2 separate regions of the Homo sapiens genome follow, and region 2 is linked to region 1. A link is a loop called in an ENCODE intact Hi-C map of the cell type or tissue named here. Cell type or tissue: heart left ventricle. All regions are shown on one strand. Links, peaks and the distances in the headings refer to the core of each region. The heading gives the core; the rest is flanking DNA.

The links. Hi-C counts contacts between places; a loop is a spot of excess contacts. Peaks named below come from ENCODE experiments on the same cell type or tissue, not always from the same donor. Only the 100,000 strongest peaks of a DNase experiment are listed, where the experiment ranks them.
Region 2: it touches region 1 in a loop (2.0-fold over the local background); 5 of 110 quality-filtered maps call a loop at or near these places.

Annotation. Positions count from the first base shown.
Region 1 is chr18:49,723,340-49,734,754 of GRCh38, reverse strand. The region is part of intron 3 of LOC105372112 (a long non-coding RNA gene); the gene reads right to left. Among named protein-coding and RNA genes, the nearest start is that of ACAA2, 84 kb to the left of the region's middle. RefSeq lists enhancers at 7,481-8,224, 8,225-8,970, 10,226-11,415. In heart left ventricle, for the core only: a CTCF peak has its summit at 6,005 (motif pointing right); DNase peaks (open chromatin) are centred at 4,897, 6,004 and 8,354.
Region 2 is chr18:49,589,860-49,601,274 of GRCh38, reverse strand. It overlaps LIPG (lipase G, endothelial type), which reads right to left. Exons shown (of 10, transcript NM_006033.4): 10 at 2,090-10,774. The coding sequence ends at 10,753. Among named protein-coding and RNA genes, the nearest start is that of LIPG, 34 kb to the right of the region's middle. In heart left ventricle, for the core only: no CTCF peak of the experiment used is centred there; no DNase peak of the experiment used is centred there; H3K27me3 peaks cover 1,036 bases.

The DNA of each region.
Region 1 (11,415 bases), core at 1,591-9,590:
TGAAATCTTAAAGAAATATGTTTAAATTTTCCACATGATGCTCTAATATGTAACCTCAGAGACACACCTTCAACAATGTTGCTGTAGCCAGAATGTCTTGGAGTGACAGAACCAAGAAAACTAAACTCCTAACTCTTTGGCCTGGACAGCTGACACTGAAGTCTTCTCTGGTTCCTCTCATTCTTGAGAATAGCTCTGGGCTCAACCATGGGGTGAAGGGTAAGCCTCTTGGATGCTTCAATTCATCAGATGTCAGCTGTGCACGACCACAAGCTCAAAAGGATAACCTTCTGCCCTCTCGACTTTGAAACCCCAAGACCCAGAAAACTGCTAGCCCAGCATCCCTTCTTTTCGTGCCACAGCCAAGAAAGCCTCCTCGCCAAAAACCACACCTTGTCACTGGGAAGGGCTCAAGAAAAGCTACTGGGAAGGAAACTGACCCCAGAGTTCACCCGTCTGGTTTCTAATAATAAGCTCTTTCAAACTCTCCCTTTCCTTTATTTCCATTTCCCAGTTTCTCTCTCACTTCTTCTTCTGACCCAAAATGGGTGTCATGAAGTGCCTCCAGTCCCTTTCCTGGTTTTACATCTTCAACAAGATTGATTGACATCCCTTTATCTCCTCTAGCTATGCTTGGCATTTTGGCTGGTGACTGCAAAGTGGAGTCTGTGGAGTACTCTTGGCATATTTCAAATGGTTGCAGATTTTCAGGTATTGTGATGGGGCAACATGGTCTTGTAGAAAGAGAACTTGTTGGGATGTTCAACTCCATCTTAACCAGTGGTGAGACTGTGGGCAAGTCGACAAGAAAAACCTTTGCGTTACAAAGGGGATGCGGGGAGGGGAACCTGGTTCTCCACCCCATGCAGGGTTCCAACAGGAAGTTACCAGTCTAAGAGAGCATTTCTGGAGGCAGCAGATTGCACTTGGAAAAACCTGCCATTGTAAGAAAGGTCGGTGCTCTTAGGGTCAACATTTTGCAGCCTGAGCTCAAGGGCCCACCATCCTCATCCTCAGAAAGAAAAGGCTTCCAAAGGTCAGAGCACCTGCCCATAGTTACATTGATAAGAGCCCAGGTTTTTGGTTATTATTAATTTCTTCTTTGATCACCATTCTCCATCCATGGGAAGGGTTAATGTATTCCTTCTCCACACTAACTCACTGACTCATTCAACATCTATTTATTGAATGCCTGCTGAATAACTCTATAAGCTATAAGTTAGCCCCAAGGAACTTACAATTCAGAGAGGAGACATCTGTGCCGCCAATAACAACACAATCAAATAATGACTGTGATGTTGGGGTAGCAGGTAGCTTATGAGTGGTTTGGGTGGTTGAGCAGGGGTTGTCCACTTGGGCTAGGCCCTTCCAGAAGGGCCTTGATAGCATCTCTAGGGACAAATGATGTCATTCTAAACAGAACCCTCAATGGGCAAAGTGCTGAGCACTGTTGACTGATGGGAGGGGAATGGACTATTCGGTCTGACAGAGTGTCCCTGGGCTTGGCCCTGCAGAGCCTCCTATTTTCTCAATTTTACACTTTCTTGTCATTAGGTCCCCTCTTCCCCCTTTCCTCCACAGACTGTATGAAGGATTGTGAGAACATAAGAGGAGGAATACATAGGTCTCCCAGGAAGGAGCAAAAGGTTCCAGAAGAAGTAGCCCTCTATGTGAAGTGTGAGAACAAGAAGTCACGGTGACGGTGACAAGGAGGAGGCCTGGCAGGGTGTGGTGGCTCATGCCTGTGATGCCAGCACTTTGGGAGGCTGAGGTGGGTGGATCGCTTGAGCTCAGGTGTTTGAGACCAGCCTGAGCAACATGGTGAAACCCCATCTCTACAAAAACATACAAAAAATTAGCTGGGCATGGTGGTGTGCACCTGTAGTCCCAGATACTTGGGAGGCTGAGGTGGGAGGAGGATCACCTGAGCCTGGGAGGTCGAGGCTGTGGTGAGCCATCATAACACTACTGCACTCCAACCTAGGCAACAGAGCAAGATCCTGTTTAAAAAAAAAAAAGGAAAAAGAAAAAATGGAGGCCTTCCTGGGAGAGAGAGCAGCATTGCAGAGACATGGAGGAGGAGAGGGTTAATGTGTTCCAAGAATAGCAAACAGTTTAGTAATGCCCAGGCATCAGGGGCTGCAGGGCTGGGTGGGCAGGAATGCAGGAGGGAGGCTGAGCAGCTCAGCCAGGGTCATATCAAGGGTCTAATGAAGTCTCCCCATATCTGGTCCTATCTCAGTTTTCTGAGCCCGACAAAGTAGACGTAATACTTTCTTATTCTCCATATAGAAATCCTTAGGTATATAAACACAAATGCCAAAGCCCAAAAATATGCATTTTAGAATACTCAGCTCTTCTCCAAGTTAAAAAACCCAGGGTGGCCTATATGGCCAAATGGCCCTGAGCTCATCCCCTGAGGAACTGATTCAAGCTTCTCTACAGGAGCCACTGTGCACAGGCAAGAACTAGCCTGTGGCGAAGGAAGCCAAACAGCCAGTCACCTAAGCAAGGTCAACAAAGGCTGGGGGAAAGCAGTCATTGCTCAGTAGTGTCTTGCCTCCAGCCTCACTCTCATCATTCAGAAGCCTGCTCCAGTGTCCCCTCCCCTTCATAGCTCCCTCACCTCCCCAGACTGAATTCCTTCTTCCTAGGTATGTTTCTGGGCCTTGCATGGACTTGCATAAGTACACATATCACTGTGTCTTATGGTTCACTTAATAACATGTTCTGAGTCTGTAAATTCCTTGAAAGCAGGAACTATGTCCTAATAATCTTTCTCTCGCACAACATAACACAGGGCTTGGTATACAGTAGAAATTCAATAAATATTTATTCAACTAGGCTGAACTTTGGGATCTGGCAAGAGATGCATTAGATGACCATGACGATCAAAAGAACCATGGCTGAAGAATAGGAGTGGAAAATAACTACCGGGGGATGGCCGATTTGGCACCCCAGTGCCAAAGCTACAAAGAGAGAAAATCTGACTCAAATTCGTTATATGAAAAGAATTTCTCATGACTAAAAAGTCCCGGGAGAACTTCAGGTGAAGCTTGATCTGTGAGCTCAAACAATATTACCAGGATTCAGTCTGTGTCTCCTGTGTTTATTCTCTGGGCTGTCTTTATTCTCTGTCTCTATGTGGGGCAAGAGTTGCATGGCAGGTCCAGGCCCTCACTGTCCAGGTTTGTGCATAGCTAGAAAGACCATGTGCCTTACTCTCAGTAAGTACAGGAAAAGTGGCATTGATTATCACCAGCTCTGCTGAAATACTTTCCACCCGGAACCAATCACAGCAGCCAGGGGAATGGGATATTCTGATTTTACAGCTGTAAGATAAAGATGATGGCCAGTCTGCAAGTACTGTGCTCATGGCAAATCATGTGACTCACTCTCTGGTACAAATGGGCCCCCTGCAAGTTTAAGCAGGGGACTGTGGTTCAAGAGTCATTATCAGGCACCCCAGCTCTGCCCGTAATTAGCATGTGAACAGGGCAAGTCACTTCACACAGCTTCCCAGACTTCGATCTCCTTATCTCTGTGGGACCCTCTCCAGTGATCTCTCTTGGAAAGATTACTTGCCAAGCTCCACCCTTCCAGCAACAGCACCCTGAAGGCCTGTCTGCCCTAGTTCCTACCTTTGCCCCAGCAGCTCCTCTGGCCATTCCCACCTCCAGCCGCAGGTGTCTGACCACAGATGTCACCTGAGCCTGGAGCCTGGGCATTTGCATTTGGGTTTCTGTCCCTCTGGATTCCAGGAGTCACTGCCCATCCCAAAGGCCTCGGGCCCTGAGGAGCACAGCCTCACGCAGGAGAATTTCCAGGTGAAGGAGGCTTTATTTACACAGCACCTACACTGAGCCACTGGAAAATTGTCTGAGATTTTTTTGACTAAGGAGCAGACAGAGGGAGTGCAATAAGTTTGAGAATGTCAGGTTTGATCCAGGAAGACACCAGACCATGGGAGGCAGCAACATGCAACAAGCTATATTCGGTGGCACTTGGACAGTGTGGAAGGAGACGGTGTGTCCCTCCCGGCAAGGGGCCTTCTGCAGCTGGCAGGCAAGACCACCACCCAGAAGGGGAGTAGGGCTAGGGTTGGGGAGCTCCTGGGGAAGAAAGGGGAGTTGTCCGGGTGATGTCCCTCCACAAGGTGGGGAGTCCCTGGGTCCAAGAGCTCTGAAGGGCAGCAGCGATGTGGAGTCCTTCACAGCCACAGGGTTTGTCTTATCCATGGTCAGCAGATGTTGGAATATGCAAAATAGGTAGGCTCTAAATGGCCAGAAATACAGATGCTCCCCAACTTACGATGGGGCTGCCTCCTGACAAGCCCATCATAAGCTGAAAATGTCTAACCCCATGGAAGGTCAGAGAGCGTACCGAATGCACAGTGCTTTTACACCATTGTAGAGCTGAAACATTTTTAACTGAACCATTGTAAGTCAGGGACCATCTGTATGTTTATTTGGATGATATTCCAAGCAATTGGATATGTAAGAATTTGAGTTTAGCACTGGCTGGCTTTGGGCTAATGGTCCTAGCCTGCTGTGAATAAATGAACAAGACAGGAACATGTTAGGCCAAGCCACTGAGGCCACACTTGGCCCGTTCACATAACAGTGAGATGCAGCTGAGCGAGTATGTCTCCCAGATGTGGGTCCCCCACCAGCCAGGCATGTGTAGAACCCCCATCAGATAAATTGAAATTATCCCCAGAAAACTCAACCCTCCAGGGCCTGAGGAAGTTCCCACTGTGATTTTCTTTCAAGGAATTAAGTAAACAATAATCCTTTAAGTATGAGTGGAACTTTATCTTTTTCAAAGCCCTTTCATATTTGCTTCTTGCAACACCCTCTGACAGAATCAAAATAGGAATGCCCCACGCCCCCACCCTTCACAGATGGGGACATAGGCTCAGACATGTGAAAAGGACACTTGGGAACAGGAACAGGCACAGCCAAGACTGAAAGCTGGACTCCTAAACTTCTGACTGCTCTATTTTGCCAAACCACTAGGGAAGCAGCTGGAAATTGTGCTCATTGAGGGCGAGAGAGGACAGATCAAGACTATTTTCTGCCCTGCGTTCCTGAATTGCACAGACTGACAAAGATTTCATGATCTTGGGCCATGATCATGAGCCATTTGCTCCCTTTTTTTTCTTGAGATGGAGTTTCACTCTGTCATCCAGGCTGGAGGGCCGTGGCACGATCTCAGCTCACTGCAATCTCTGCCTCCCAGATTCAAGCCATTCTCCTGCCTCAGCCTCCCAAGTAGCTGGGATTACAGACACGCACCACCATGCCTGGCTAAGTTTTGTATTTTTAGTAGAGACGGGGCTTCGCCATGTTGGCCAGGATGGTCTTGAACTCCCGACCTCAGGTGATCTGCCCACCCTGGCCTCCCAAAGTGCTAGGAGCTAGGATTATGGGAATGAGCCACTGTACCTGGCTTTTTTTTTTTTTTTTTTTTTTTTTTTAATGAAATGGGGCAGTTCTTACGGAGTTTAAAGAGAAAGTGAGCTGGGTGTGTTGGTTCATGCCTATAATCCCAGCACTTTGGGAGGCCAAGGCAGGTGGATCACAAGCTCAGGAGATAGAGACCATCCTGGCTAACACGGTGAAACCTCATCTAAAAATTAGCCAGGTGTGGTGGCACACACCTGTAGTCCCAGCTACTCTGGAGGCTAAGGCAGGAGAATTGCTTCAACCCAGGAGGCAGAGGTTGCAGTGAGCCGAGATCAAGCCACTGCACTCCAGCCTGGGTGACAAAGCAAGACTCCATCTCAAAAAAAAAAGAAGAAAAAGAAAAAAAGAGAGAAAGTAGTATCAATGTCTTTGCTTTGCCTCACCCACTGTCTCAGCTAGATGTGTCCCTGAGTAATTTAGGCGTCTCACAGATAGGGGAATGGAGGCCCATGAGAGGAAGTCTCATCCAAGGCCCAGAGCAACTGCAGTGCCTTTTCCCCATCGGGCTTGCTCCAGCCTTTGGGCCCTAGGGGGCGCCAGAAAGCCTCACCTTTCCCAGAATCTATGCTGAGAGGAGAATGTTGCCACCAAAGGCCCAGTGGAGGCCATTTGGCCTCCCCCTCTTCATGACATTGTTCACCCAAGTCTCTGCAGCACCCCAATCCTGGGACCCTCAATATCAGAACTCAGTGCTCTAGGGGCCCAAGAGCGGCCTGGCTTCCCTGCCCCACAGGAGTTTAAGGCCCATGGGCTTCTTTTCCCAGGAATTCCTTCATTGCTCCAAAGCCCTTCACCTTTACCAGGAAATAACTCTCCAGGGTGGCCCCAGACACTGCCACTGGGATGCCCCAAACTCTCTTCTGGAAGCCACTCCTCGCACTACCGAGGCCCAAGGGTATTCACCCTGGCCCCGACTTGCTGCTGTCATGTGGCCAGCCATTTCCAGAAATGTTCTGGTTTGAGGACCGAAAGGCCCACGTCCCGGGAAACCCCTCAGTCCTGTGTAAACTGGGACATTGGTCACTGTATTGTCATCTCCCTCATGGTAGGTCGGCTCCAGCCCAGGGCTCAGCCCAGTTCTTGGATCCCAAGCACGGATTTTGATTATTACTCCAAACCATGGGCCAAGTAAGAGGTTCTTTCTGCTGATCTGTAAGGGTCGGCAGGGGCCTGCCCTGTGCCCAGTTCCGCCCCTGTCCAGCCGAGGAAACAGACTTAGTTATTATCTTAGCAAACAAGGAGAAACTGTGTGAGTGAAATAGGATGGTACCATTGCCAGAGTAAATAATAGTAACTGTGTTAAATCTCCAACAAGCACCAGGTTCAACACTGGGAGCTTTGCGTCGACTCTTGCATCTAACCCTCACTGCAAACTACGAGGTAGGTCTCTTCCATGCTGGTTCTACGGATGGCGACTTGGCAGCTCAGTGATCATCAGCTTGCCTGAGGTCACCCCGACTCTAAGGGCACAGTCACAAGCTCTTTCAACCATGTTACCCTGGCGCAGGAGACAGGGCATCTGGCTTCTCATCCCAACTTTTTCATTAGCTAATTACATGACTTTGAGGGAGTCCCTTGGGACCCCGGAGCCTCCACTGCATTGGATAAATGAGAGCTCTAAGCAAGGTGCTCTCCAAAGTCCTTTTGTGGGTAGCTTAGTGATAGAACATGGGCCCTGGGCTGAGATGGGGTTGAGTCGAATGTCAGTGCTGCCACTTACAACACAAGTGGACAGGGACAAGTTACTTAACCGGCCTTCACCTATAAAATCAGGAAACTACCTCCAGTCATTTGTGGTAAGGAGTAAATGAAATGAGGCACCAAGGCTGGTGTTTATGAAAACTTTTTTTTTTTAAATGCCAGCTCTTATTGTTCCAGCTCCTACATTTTAGGACATTGTGTCTCCCTACCCGACCCCCTTTCACCAAGTCCTTATAACAGATCTATATTGCCCAGAATGCATTGCACGCAGAGCTAGAGAAAACTTCTCGGCTGGGCTTGGTGGCTCACACCTGTAATCCCAGCACTTTGGGAGGCCCAGGCAGGAGGATCACTTGAAGTCAGGAGTTTGAGACCAGCCTGCTGGCCAACATGGTGAAACCCTGTCTCTACTAAAAAATACAAAAAAATAGCCGGGCATGGTAGTACTTGCTTATAATCCTAGCTACTCGGGAGGCTGAGGCAGGAGAATTGCTTGAACCTCGGAGGCAGAGGTTGCAGTGAGCTGAGATTGCGCCACTGCACTCCAGCCTGGGCAAAAAGAGTGAGACTCCATCTCAAAAAAAAAAAAAAGCGATAATTTCTTGATTCTTTTTCTCAAATATGCTTCCAGAAAATGGAAAAGACGTGTCCATGGGAAACAGAGAGAGGTGGCCCACAGAGATGGAGGGGAGCAAAAGAGTTGGCTGAGGCCTGACCCAGAAGATAGGAGCCCATGCTCACTGTGGCCAGTCAGTTTCCAGACAGTTACCATGGGAGAGTTGGTAAATCTTCCCTTCTAGGATTTCAGAGCACTGACCTGCCTGCCAGGCCCAAGTCTTAAGATCCAAACCAGGAATGAGCTGTTACTATGGAAAGTGTGATTTTTCTGCAGGATTAAGAAGCCTTCACACTTTTTCAGTCACATCAGAATTGCCACCCCTGGGAGGGATGCGTCGGATAATTTGAACCAGGTGCAGACTTCGTGGCCTGTCTTTACGGGGCAGACACTCATACACAGATTTTGTTGGCTGTGCCATGGACTGTCTTTCTTATTTTCCTAACCTAGTCAGGACTTTCTTCCAAACTTCACAGACAGTTTCGAGAAGCCACACACACTGCCTGCCAGGAGCTGAGCAGAAGCTGGGAGGCCCCGGTGGTAGAAATGCGTTCCAGCGTCACCGAGCCAGGCAATCGCTGCGGCCTTTGGGTCTGCTCCCCTCCAATAGGAGCAGGACTAGCTTTCTTCCAAGGGATCAGGAGATCCTCCCAGCCAATGCAAGGCTGGACCCCTGTGACTCACCCTCTGTGTGTGGCTTCTCAAGCAGATTTCCCAGGACAACATGAAAGGCTGATAGATTATTACTATCTGGTTTCATGTTCCTCCTTTTGTTAAAATTCCTAATATAAGGAAGTGGAGGTGGGGGACTGAAGGAAGTCTCACTTTACAGCCCGACCCCCACTCCCTGGCAGCTCAGCTATTGCTGGCCCTCCAGGGTGGCAAGAGACAGAAGTGTATTTCCCAGGACCAAGTCAAAGAGCTCTTCCCTCTTCATCTCTCTTCCCTTATCAAGGGTGTTAATCTTACTGGAATTCACTTCAGTACAGCAAATGGGGCCAGATGGTAGAGGGGAGGAAATGACCCCAAGGTGTCTTGCCTATAAACCTTCCAGGGCCCTTGGAAACTTCCTGGGGGCACTCAGCCCGTCAGGCCCCCAGGAACTTGTACCAGGTCACAAATTCCCAACCCCTGGGGATGGAGACTGAGCCAGGAAAGGTGGGCTAAGTGAGAAGGTAGAATGAACCCTCTTACCCCTGCTCCAAGATATACTTTTTAAATATTTTCAAATTATTTTTAAATGTTCTTTAATTATTTTTAAATGTTCTTACTAGGTATATTCAGTGGGTGTTTATTCCTCTCCTTCCACCCCTAAAGCTATTATTAAATCTATGAGGTATCTGATAACTGGTTATGGATGAAAAGGTTGACATAAATGAATAAGGAAGAAACAGATATTCCCTGTATGTTACCATTCAATATCCTTTTTTTTTTTTTTTTTTTTTTTTTTTTGCCATTTTCTTCCCATCAGCCTTGGGTTTTAATGGTTTTTATCTACTAATTTTTAAAATAATCTTTTTTAAATAATTAAAAATAGCAACTTGTACACCAATGTTTATAGCAGCATTATTCACAATAGCCACAAGGTGGAAGGAACCTGAATGTCTATTGACAGATGAATGGATAGATTAACTGTAGTCTATCCATATGATGGAATGCTATTCAGCATTAAAAAAGAATAAGGCTGGGTGCGGTGGCTCACGCCTGTAATCCCAGCACTTTGGGAGGCCGAGGCGGGAGGACCACGAGGTCAGGAGATTGAGACCATCCTGGCTAGCACAGCGAAACCCGAAACCCTGTCTTTACTAAAAACACAAAAAATTAGCCGGGCTTGGTGGTGGGTGCCTGTAGTTCCAGCTACTCAGGAGGCTGAGGCAGGAGAATGGCATGAACCTGGGAGGCGGAGCTTGCAGTGAGCTGAGGTCGTGCCACTGCACTCCAGCTTGGGCTACAGAGCGAGACTCCGTCTCAAAAAAACAAACAAACAAAAAACAAAAAAGAATGATAAATTCTGATTCATGCACCACCATGGATGAACCTTAAGGACATTATGCTAAGTGAAATGAGCCAGACACAAAGGCTAATACTGTACGATTCTGCTTATATGAGGCTCCTAGAGTAGTCAAAGTTGCAGAGATAGAGGTAAAATAGAAGTTACCAGGGGTCGGGGAAAGGGGGGATGGGGGAGTTTTTGGTTGATAAGTACAGCATTTCTGTTTGGGGTGATGAAAAAGTTCTGGAGATGCATGGCAGTGATGGCTGTGGAACATTGTGAATGTCCCTCGGTGCCACTGAACTGTACACTTAAACATGATTAAAATGGTAAATTTTATGTTATATACATTTTACCACAGTAAAAAAAAATTTTACAGATAAAATTATTCAGGATTCCAAGCTGGTGACAGCAGAGCATTAAACCAAGCACAGGGTTTTCTGCTTGTGCGGCCCACCACGGCACAGGTCGCATGCTTGTGAAGACACCTGCCTGTACCTGGCATTGGGGACAGCAGCAAATCAGACCTGGCCCTGCCAGCAAGGAGCTGGAAATGGAACCAAACCCCGAGACTCTTCCTGACACTGGCCGGGCAGGAAGAGCTCCTGACCAGTGTTTCCTGACCTGGGTTCTAAGCACAGAAAATGCTGGAATTTTCGCATGTAGCCTAACTTTTGTGAAACACTCTTTCCTGACACATGACATTTCATATAGGTGAGGCAACTTTTGGTATTCTTTTAAAATAGAATTGCAGAATCCTGGGTAAATCAAGGGTTCCATCTCGGAGCTAGGTCTCATCATCACTTTCACCTTTCTGATGTTCCCTCCCGTTAAGATGAGAATCAAACAAGAAAATGCCACATCATGGTTCCTAGATGAGCATCAGGTCAATACAAATAGAAGCCACTGAGATCAGAGTGCAAATGGCACTGAGAGGTGGTCCTGGGGTGCCACAACTTTGACAGGGTGACAACTACTGTTGACTGAGAATGTGGGAGGAGGTGAGTCAGACGGAGAAATCACCGATAAAGAACAATGCTCAATTGTCCGCTGACGCCTCCCTTCTGATAACATCTCACTCTCGAAAAGGCTCAGAGTTTCTCTTTGCAAATTACTAAGGAAAAGGAAGAACCTCTCCACTTCTGGGCAATTTTCCCATCTCTCCTTATAAACAAAAATGTGGTCACTGCCAGCCCGCCCTTCTCCTGCATCCCACACTGTGCTGTGCCCTCACGAAGCCTAGAGTGACCGCAAGACGGGGCAACCCCCGGGGGCTGCCTTTGAGCCACGGCTGTGAGAGAGGGTAGAGCCACATTTCAAGTTCTCGCTCCTCTGTTGTGTTTCCCAGACCTTCTTTTTTAATGTGTGAAAGCTTCCCTTAAATCCTTTAGGAAAACTGGCAGTACATAAAAAACAAAAACAAAAAGTCAAGAGTAGAACAATGATAGCTCTTGTCTCAAATAACTAAATGCAGAAATAAACAAGTTCTTCCCATAGCCTAGCCACTGATGGTGTGTCAGAATAAAAATGAGGACCTGGGAGTTCTTCAGTCAAATTGCTTTCGTCAAATTATGTGCCCTTTGAGATCCTTCTTGTCTCAAAAAGGGATAATCCTATTTCCCAGAGGTGTTTGGACA
Region 2 (11,415 bases), core at 1,486-9,485, 130 kb after region 1:
AAATGGATGCTTTCCCAAAGAAAGCAGGCGGTCCCCACCTCATAACAGATGAATATCCAAATTTCTTCCCCAAGGCAGGTCATAGAAACCAGAACCCCTTTCCCCCAAAGCCAGGCATGAAACCTAAAGATATCATATACTACTCGAATCTCCCCATGCCTGTCTGTGTAAGAGCTGGCCATAAAGGACTCATCTGACCTACCTTGTCTAATCATATTTCTACCTGAGAGGAGAGAGAGACTCACTAGAGGAGTCATCAGAAAGGCAAATTCTTGCAGTGCTTGTAAGGGAAGGATACAGCTCAGGCTTTAGTATCCATGAACCCAAGTTTTAATCCAAGTTTTTTCACTAAGATGCCTAGTACCTGCCACTTACCTCCTTGAACTCAGCATTCTCCTCTGCCAAGGACAAATACCTACCACATAGATTATTGTAAAGGTGAAATGAGGGAACATAGGTGAAAGGACTTTATAATACAATTAATGTATTCATCATTATTTTACAATTAAATTTACAAAAAATATATATAAGTATCTCTGCTCTATAAAGTGAAGCTCACTGACATGAGGAAGCCCAAGACTGCTTGTTTTAAAACTTTTTTAGAGACAGGGTCTTGCTATGTTGCTCAGGCTGGTCTTGAACTGCTGGGCTCATGCTATCCTTCTGCCTCAGCCTCCCAAGTAGCTGGGAGGGTAGTCATGAGCCACCACGCTTGGCCAGCCCAAGTCTTTTTTGAAGGCACTATTCTAACTTAAAAAGGGGGGGGCACATACCCTTGGGACAGAATAGGACAAGATTTATGTCAAGATGGAAGACGCAATGTTGGTTAATGTCTGTGGCAAAGGAGTAATTAGGAAACACATCTGTTAGATCTTGTTCGCCCACCCCTTGGTTCTGTTCACTTGGTTTCATCAACATCCACAGGTGAATAAAAATGTTTGAATACCATAACGTTCAATTTGATCGTACCTCTGGTACAATTTCCTCTGACTTCTCATCTCCCACCTCTGCCCCCATTGAACAGGAATTAAGAAAAGCTACAAAGTCGTCTTGTCTACCTTCCTCATCAGGGCTCCCCTCCAATGCTGTGATCCCCTATTCCCAGTGGGTGAGCCTCTGTTCAGCTTCCCTTGGCCCTATACAAAAAGTCTCCTTCTTTCCCGCTCTCTCCTCATTGTGTCATCCAGGTCCCTGCCACACTGAGAAGGCGGAAGCCTGCCAGGTACTTTCTCCCCCTCCCACTGTCAGCTGGATTCCCTCAGTGATGTGAGGTGTGAGAGGGAAAGCCCCTTGGACTAAGGCAAGTGACTTGGACTCTACACCATCTGGGGCCACTGACAAACTGCTTCTCTGTTTTTCCCATCTCTCATACCTGAGCCTCCCGGGCTGCCTGAAGATTGATAGTTACAATCTTTTAAGTCCTTGCATTATTTGCAAACTGATTAGGAAATAATCATCTGTCAGGTTGGATTCCCCAGGAACACTGTCTGAGATGGAGATTGCATGCAGAAGTTTATTGGGGTGAGTTCTCAGGACAAACACCTGGTTAGTGTGACCCACCTCCCCTAGCCCCTCCCCACCAACCAGGTGTTTGTCTTTGTGAACTTCTTACAGATGATACTAAAAGCAAAATCTCTAAAAGGACAAATGGATAAATTATATTTCATCAAAATGTAAAACTTCCACTCTTTAAAAGACACTAATGTGAGAATGAAATGACAAATAACGAACGGGGAGAAAGCATTTCCAAAGCATATGTCTGATAAAGAACTTAAGTCCAGAACTTATATCCATTACATAAAGAATGTCCAACACTCAATAAGAAAGCAAACAACCTCCCTCAAAATGGACAAAAGATTTGAACTGATACTTCACCAAAGAAAATATGTCAATGGCAAATAAATACATTAAAATATGCTCAGCATCATTAGTCATTAGGTAAATGCAAGTTAAAACACAATGAGGTACCATGATATATCTGTTAGCATGACTAAAATTGAAAAGACCGACGATATCAAATGTTGGAGAGAATATAGGACAACTGGAATTCTCATACATTGTTGGTGGCAATGTAATATGGTACAACCACTTTGGAAAACAGTTTGGCAGTTTATTTAAAAGTTAAACATATACATTCCATATGATCCAGCTATCCTACTCCCAAAAGAAATGAAAGTTCATGTCCATACAAGGATTCATATGCAAATGTTCATAGTAGCATTACTCTAATAACTCAAAACTGGAAACAACTTAAAGTTCATCAACAAGTAAACGGATAAACAAAATGTTATTTATCTATACAGTGGAATACTGCTTAGCAATAAAATGGAACAGATGACTGATCCATGCAAAGACGTGGATGAATCTCAAAATAATTATGCTGAGTACAAGAAGGCAGACACAAAAGAGAACATACTGTAGATACACTCCACTTATACAAAATTCTAGAAAATGCAACTAATCTACAAGGACAAAAAGCAGATCAGGGACAACCTGGGGAGAGGGCAGTGGGAAGAATTACAAAGGGGCACAAGAAAACTTCTGGTGGTGGTATGTTCACAATCTCGATGTGGTAATGCTTTCAGTTTCATGATGATTTCCTGTACCAAAATGTCAAATTATATGATTTACCTGTGTGCAGTTTATTGTGTGCCTGTTATAAGTCAATAAAAAGCTGTGAGAAGAAGAAGGAGAAGAGGAGAAGGAGAGGAGAAGGAGAAAGAAGCAGGGAGAAGGGGAAGGAAAGAGGAAGTCTACCTTGAAGGAGAGAGAGGCAGCATGGCCAGGCCTGATGGCTCATGCCTCTAATCCCAGCACTTTGGGAGGCCAAGTTGGGTGGATTGCTTGAGCCCAGGAGTTTGAGACCAACCTGAGCAACATGGCAAAACCCCATCTCTACAAAAAATTCAAAATGTAGCCAGGCATAGTGGAGTACACCTGTAGTCCCAGCTATTTGGGAGGCTGAAGTGGGAGGACTGCTTGAGCCCAGGAGGTCGAGGCTGCAGTGAGCAGTGATGGCGCCACCACACTCCAGCCTGGGCCACACAGTGATACCGTGTCTCCAAAAAAAATTAAAAAAGAGAGAGAGAGAGACAGCAGCCAGGGAAACAAACCCCAGGGTTGTGAAGCCACATTTCCTAGGACCTCTTTTTGGATGATATATATTCTTCAAAAAGAATCCTATATGGAATTTGGGGCAGCCTAAGCAGAAGGAAGAAGCTCTGTGTATCTAATAGAGGATACAGGATGAATAGTAAGACTGACATCTCTGGCAGGAAAATGAAAATGAATTATCTCCCTCACAATAAATAGTTGAGGCTTTGACTTCAAAACAAGCCCACTGAAGTTGCCTTGGGATAATAACCAGGGCAGAAGTAAAGATAATGTCATTTTAGCTTCTCCATTCCAGTGAGATAACCCTGCCTCTGTTCCTGGCCTCAGCCCTTTCTCATATGGCATCTGTCCATTGCCTCTGGCCATGAGCAATTCTTGTGAGTCCAAAACCATTTGCCTCTGGTGAAGGTATTAAACCACATAGCGTGCAGACTCGTCTGGGCTGAGATAATTAGCAAATGGCCCAGATAACTCTGCTCCCTGCTGCCCCAGCTGGCCTCTGGGCCTGAGCCCTCACCTGCTGAGACCTGTCCTAGCTTCCAGAGTCTTCTTGCAGCCCTTTCCCTCTGCACACACACACGCACCGGTATGATTTAAGGAAAGTCAAGGTTAAATGGTATGGATAACCACAAAGGTTTAGGAAAACAAATGACTTGAGCCCTGATTTATATTTGTTTGATTCTTATTCCTTTTATTTACATATTAGTCTTTTTTAGGAGAGGCCACCCCCAATCTATAGATAACCCACAGTTACAAAAGAGGGCACCGACACCTCTCTTCACCTCTCTATGGCAACCGTTGCTGCCATGGAAACCACTGGGCATACACGGGGAGGGACAAATACTGGTGTTTACTGAAAGGCTCTGTAAGTTCAGGAGGGAAGAAATGAAATCAACTGTGAAAATCAGGAATATTTTAGGGGCCTCGATTAGAAGAAAGATTCCCAAGCAGATCTAGCCTATGTGTAAGGTGGCTGCCCTGCTCCACTGTTTCTCTATCCCAACAGGAACCTTTCCTTTTGTTTCTTGGTTTTCGTTTGTTTGTTTGTTTCTGAGTTTGCTTGCTAGGGAGAGGAAAATTTCCTTTTGATTTGACCTACTGCCTCCATGCAAATCAAAGATTAATTTGGATTAACAAACGTCTTCTTTAAACAATGCAGACAACTCTGGACCAGGTAAAGGTCTACTAGCCATTGACAATGTGCATGACTTCAGTTCAGTTACAAGCTCCCAACAGATCCCTTGTGGAAGTCAGCTACACAGAATACCAGAGAGCTGGGGCTAAGAGAGTAGGAAGTCAAATGCATTTGGAAAATGGAGCACTTGAGGGATATGAGGGGGGGAAATACTTGGAGCTACATGACAATATGTCACAGGGGCCAGGAAAGGGGGCACCAGGGGACCAGGGCGGACAGAAAAGAAATGTGGATCTAATGGTCAGCAACAGAGGAACGGCTGACAAAAGGGTAATTGTCCACCTGCTGGATGGACATTTCTGTGGCCTTTTTTTTTTTTTTTTTTTTTTTGAGATAGAGATTTGCTCTTGTTGCCCAGGCTGGAGTGTAGTGCCGTGATCTAGGCTCACTGCAACTTCTGCCTTCTGGGTTCAAGTGATTTTCCTACCTCAGCCTCCCAAGTAGCTGGGATTACAGGTGCCCACCATCACACCTGGCTAACTTTTTGTATTTTTAGTAGAGACAGGGTTTCACCACATTGGCCAGGCTGGTCTCAAACTCCTGACCTCAGGTGATCCACCCACCTCGGCCTCCCAAAGTGCTGGGATTACAGGTGTGAGCCACCGCACCTGGCCCTAAGGAGTACATTTTATTAGCATTTTAGTTTATTTAATATTCATTGTTCTATTTAAATTTTCTTATTCTAATTGTGACGTTTTACATTTTTTCAGTTTTTATACAGGTTTTGAATTTATATTTCATAATATCTATTAGCATGATGACTTTCACATTTATACCTTTTATTCAGATGGAATTCATTTTTGTTTTGGGGGGGTTGATGGTTTTAACTTCTACTTTAGTTTCAGGGGTACGTATGCAGGTTTGTTATGTAGTTAAATGGTGTGTCACAGGAGTTTGCTGTACAGATTATTTCGTCACTCAGGTAATAAGCATAGTACCCAATAGGTATTTTGGAATTCATCTTTGTTGCGTGTTAAAATAGGAATCTAATTTTGTTTCTCTTTGTCAAATGAGCCTACTTTCTCATCATCCATCCATTCCTTTCCCAAAGACTAATAGGCCCCTTTTATCATACATAAAATTTCCGCATATATGTGGAAAGGATTTTATTTTATTCTATTCTATTTTATTTTATTTTGAGATGGAGTCTCACTCAGTTGCCTAGGCTGGAGTGCAGTGGCGTGATCTCAGCTCACTGCAAACTCCATCTCCCAGGTTCGAGCGATTCTTCTGCCTCAGCCTCCGGCGTAGCTGGGACTACAGGCACGTGCCACCACGCCCAGCTAATTTTTGTATTTTTAGCAGAGACGTGGTTTCACCATATTGGCCAGGCTGGTCTCGCACTCCTGACCTCGTGATCCTCCCATCTCAGCCTCCCAAAGTGCTGAGATTACAGGGGTGAGCCACCGTGCCCACCCAGGATTTTATTTTTGTCTCACACTGTCCTCTTATCAATTCAAATGTTTACAAAACACAAATACTTTCTTTTTTACCATGTACCTTTAACATTCACAACAACCCTGAGCAGTATTGTCTCTGTTTCTTAAATGAGCAGATAGAGACTCAGAAAGGCTGTATTTAGCCTAAAACTCACATAATGCTGGATGACACACCAAGAATTCTGATTCCAAACTAACTGCTCTTTTCCCAGATTACCTCCTGCCTGTTTAAGCACCTAGTTTCTTATATCTAATTTCATCTATTTATTTAAATATTCATTGAATACCCATGATGTTCCAGACACTATTCTAGCTTCTAAGATAACGGCAGAAAACAAGCCAGATAAAAATCTGTGCCATCAGAGAGCTTACATGGCAGAGGGCTCAGGGTAGCTCTGAACACAGAGGTGACACCTGAGAAATACCATATTTGATGACAAAGACTGTTCTAGTACCTACTTTGTATCCATCCTTCCAAGGGGTCTGGGGCTTCAGCTTGTTTGGAGAGTCAAAGGAAGTCCTGTGGAAGTTCCCCTGACTCTAACTAGTAACTGAACCCCCAAGCCAAAGAAGGCACTTGCAGTCATCCAGGCTATGACTCTTCCTTTGGGAAATTTCAACAATTTTCTTTACTATGCCAGAGACACCATTTTCTGCTTTCCTCTGACATCTGAACCAAGTTAAGAACTTATCTCTTATTGTCTAACCCAACTCCCTACAGCCATTATCAAGCCTGGTTTCAGAATGTCCTGGTAGAGATGGACAGTGGAGTTTCCACCATCACTAAAGCCCTTTATAAAGAGCTTCCTTGTCATTTAGAAATGTTTTCACACTTAAGACCAGAAATAAAGTCAAACTGATGTAATGCATTATACTTCATAGTCATAGATCAATTTAAGATTACTAAAAATTGACTACAGGATTTAATCATTTAAAGGGTACTCTGGTCTATCTCGCTGGCTTTAGCAGAGAAAAAACTAATTCCTGATAAACGGATGGCAAGATCCAATTTCCCTTTTAATAAATAGTAATTGGTAGGGGGAAAGGGGAAATAGGGACGGAATTGTTAAAAGATACAAAATTACAGCTAGTGGCTGGGCCCGGTGGCTCACACCGGTAATCCCGACAGTTTGGAAGGCTGAGGTAGGTGGATCACTTGAGGTCAGGAGTTCAAGACCAGCCTGGCCAACATGGTGAAACCTTGTCTCTACTAAAAATACAAAAATTAGCTGGGTGTGGTGGTGCATGCCTGTAATCCCAGCTACTTGGGAGGCTGAGGCAGGAGAATCACTTGAACCCAGGAGGCGGAGGTTGCAGTGGGCCAAGATCATGCCCCTGCACTCCAGCCTGGGCTACAGAGCAAGACTCCATCTCAAAAAAAAACAAAAAAACAAAAAACACCAAACGAAACAAACAAGATTACAGCTAGACAGGAGGAATAAATTCTAGTGTCCTATACCACTGAAGGGTAAAACTAGAGTTAATAAAATATGGTTTCAAGTAACTAGAAGGAGGATATTGAATGTTCCCAACACAAAGAAATGATACATGTTTGAAAGGATGGGTATGCTAATTATTCCAACATGATCACTATACCTTGTATGTATCGAAACATCACTATTTTCCCCACAAATATGTACAATTATTATATGTCAATTTTAAATAAATAGTAATTGGATCTTCAGCAGGGCCCATGGGCACCCTAAATAAAGACTGTATTTCCCAGCCTGTCATGTGACCATGGATTTATTTCTGGCCAATAGAATGTAAGCAACTTCTCAGTCATGTCTTTAAGAGGAGACTGTTCATCCCTTCCCTTTTCTGGCTTTCCATTGGCTGGTAGGGGACCCCTGGGCTGTGGGGATGCGAGGAATACCCCATGAATGGCACAGTGAAAAACTAAGAACCTGCAGCCCTCTTGGCCTGTAGAATAGAACCTTACTACCAGCTGGGACTTTAACCAATAGAGAAATCAGCTTCCCTCTGGTCTAAGTCACTGATATCTAGTTCCAATTCAACCAAACCTAATAATCTCACTAATGCTCCCCAGTGTCCAGCCATGCTCCCTGTTCTTCCTAACATCCACCTTCAGGCCTTCAAGCTGCTACAATTGAAATAATTTTTCTTCTCGTCTTCAGTGAAATGATGTTCTTGTTCTGGTTCTTTAGTGAATTGCTGTCCACTTCTGCTAACGATGAGTGTCAAATAAAGAATATGCCTTATATTAGAGTAACTTTTTGTCAGACTCTAGGTTGGGGCAGCTATATTCTTTCAAACTTTAAGAATTGGCCAGGCACGGTGGCTCACACCTATAATCTCAGAACTTTCAGAGGCTGAGGCAGGCGGATCACTTGAGGCCAGGAGTTCGAACCCAGCCTGACCAGCCTGGCCAACATGGCGAAACCCCATCTCTACTAAAAATACAAAAATTAGCCAGACATGGTGACGCATCTCTGTAATCCCAGCTACTCAGAAGGCTGAGGTGGGAGGACCACCTGAGCCCAGGAGGCAGAGGTTGTAGTGAGCCAAGATTGCCACTGCACTCCAGCCTGGGTGACAGAGAGAGGCTCTGTCTCAAAAAAAAAAAAAAAAAAAAAAAAAATTGAGTTGTCAGACCATTAAGAACTTTATAATTTTTTATTATTTTACTATTTAAAAATTTTAATCTTGAAATTGGTTAACCTTAGGTAAACACTAACCATATTTTTTTATATACATTATATACACGAGAAATAAATAGTCTTCCAAATAGCATTTTTTAAAAAGCATCATTATATACAATTAAGGCTTCAAGCCAGGTGTATAAATATACAACTCACTGAGAATTCAATTTGCAAAGCTTCCATTAGTAAAAACAGAAGTCAGAAGTGACCAGGATGTACAGCCAATAATATGGGTTGAGCAACCCTAATCCAAAAATCCAAAATCCGAAATGCTCCAAAATCCAAAACTTTTTGAGCACCAACAAGACAAAAAATGGGAAAACCCCTCACATAAGTTACCACAAACCATGCTTCATGTACACAACTATTTAAAATATCGTATAAAATTACCCTCAGGCTATGTGGATAAGGTGTAACTGACACATCAATGAATTTTGTGTTTAGGCTCGGGTCCTATTCCCAAAATATCTCATTATGTATATGCAAACATTCCAAAATCTGAAAATAATCTAAAATTTGAAACACTTCTGGTTCCAAGCATTTTGGATAAGGGATACTCAACCTGTACAAGCTTCGCTTTGGCTAGAAAGCAATCACAGAAACAAGAGAAGCACACAATTGGCTTGAGAACATATCTTGAAATAAGACTCAACTGGTTATGTCTTCAGAAGTTTAACAGTGATACAACTTTGGCACGATACAGATTAAAACAATGTCCTTAGAAAACCTAAGTACAAAGAAAATCATTCTTCCTCTCCTGCTTGGTGTCACACTTCCTCCCGAATCTCAGCCATAAAAAGTCCAACCGTTGGCACAGATGTTCTCCTGGTTATACATTAATAAAAGGGCTTAGGATTTTATGGATGGCTCTATATAAAAAAAAAAGTCCTTGTTTGTCTCACGTCTGGGGCATATTGGTGGGAACTGGCTGCAAAAGTCTTCATGGAGTTTCAGAGATAGACTTTGCCTCCAGGAAATCTGAGTCCTCTCCCTGGCTGCACCACTAACTAGTATATAAGTCTAGGCATGTGGCTGAACCTCACTAAGCCTCAGTTTTGTAAAATAGGGATAATAATAGTTGCCCTTCTCCCCCTACTCTAATTAGGCAATGCATACACAAATCTTTTGAAAAGTGTAAGTGTCTCAGATATTGTGTGTATTAATTCAAATCAAGATCTAGAATTGGTGGCTTTTCCAAGAAGTTCAACAAGAAAAGGCACTGGTATTAAAGTAAAATATTTCAAAGAGGAAAAAAAGCACTGTATTAAATCTTAGAACCAGCTCTGTCTGGCAGGTGCCGGTTTCTGTGTACACAGATGTGTATTACATATGTCATAACTTCTATCTCTCTAAACAGAAGAGATTTGCTCCAAAGCAGTTATATCTGGCAACCGGCCATCATTCTGGCCCCAGCATGAATGATACTCTGCTTGCTATTCTGCTAGTGATCAAACACGTCACTCATAGGGGAGGTGGCACATAATAACTAAGAAGGTGGCACATAATAACTAAGAAGAAATAGAAACCACTTAAAGCCTCAGGGTCCCTAATGCTTATATCCTATAGCCTCCCCCAGGCCCCAGGTGCCTTTCCCCATGCATATACACATACACCATCCAAACAGAAAGAGGGTCTAGAAATCCCAACTCCACTGGGTTCCAAATGGAGAGGCTCAGTAATATGTCCATTACCACATTCTAATTAATTTTAAGTGTTCAATAGACATTTGCTCAATTAAAAAATGAACAGAAAAATAGGAAAGCCAATGATGTGTGCTTCAGAGAGTGAGCTGGGGAGCAGGACGGAATGGCTAAGACGTAAGCAGTATGGTCAGTGCAACCCATGAGAACCCCAACAGCTAGGGCCCGAGCAAGATACCAGGCCTGCCATCCTGACATGAGTCAGCTCCTGTCGGAAGGACTTCTCACTGAGGCTCAAAGCAGGCTGAGCAGCTGACAGCCTTCTACACAGGGCCTCTTCGGAGCCAGCGTTCCTCGTCAGGCAGAGTACAGGCTCGCCCAGCAACTGAGAAACCAATCCAGTGTGCACGAGAGGCCCCAGGCACCCAGCTGCTTACACACAAATCTGGACTTGGTGCTCTGGAGGTGTGGACAGAGGTTTGGAGTTAGAGCTATTCAAGAGAGGCAGCAAGAGCTATAGCAGCGCAGTCCCCTCCCGCGAGGAGTCCCAGCCATCACAGGAGACCAGTTGTTCCCAGTGCTCCAGGGTCAAGGCTGAGAAGAATCCTTCCATTGGGTGGGTCCTCAGCAGTAACTTTCCTCCATGGGCTTGGATAGCAGGAAGTCTTGCTGCCTTGCTGGCAAGACTTGCCCGGGCACCCTCAGGGAAGCTCCACAGTGGGACTGAAAGAAACCGTGTGAGAGTGGCATTTGTTAGCTCACACACCAGCAAACGCGCAAACCTGTATTCAGGGTGTGCTCTTTTGACCTTAAGGCCAAGCTTTCTGACACCCCTATGGGACTATTTTACATGTATTCCTTTCAGAATAAATGGACAAGGTCCCGAGTGCTGCCTTCTCTCCCTAACCTGACAAGCCATAGATGCACTTTGAGAAACACCACACTGCAGCACCCTCTGGACCCTGAGTTGAGTACATCACAGTTCTTGCATTTACATATTATCCACCCACAACATACACACACACACACACACACACACACACACACACAATCATGGACACACAAGTGTGGGGAGAACTATCAAAGTGTCCTCTTTGCCTTGATCTAGAAATACAAGAGAGACACTGTATTGGCAGAAAGGGGGCAAGACTGAGAGTTAGGAGACCTGGATTCTAGTCTCAGCTATGTGAACACACCACTGAACCTCTCTGAATCTCAGGCTCCTTATCAGTGAACATGTGAACAGCATCCATGTCAGGAGGGAGGATGCTAAACATGTTACATATGATGCTATGACTTCCTAGTGTTCATTTATTACTTGGACTCCTATTGTTTTTGAGGGAATGGAAAAGGACAGCTTGTTT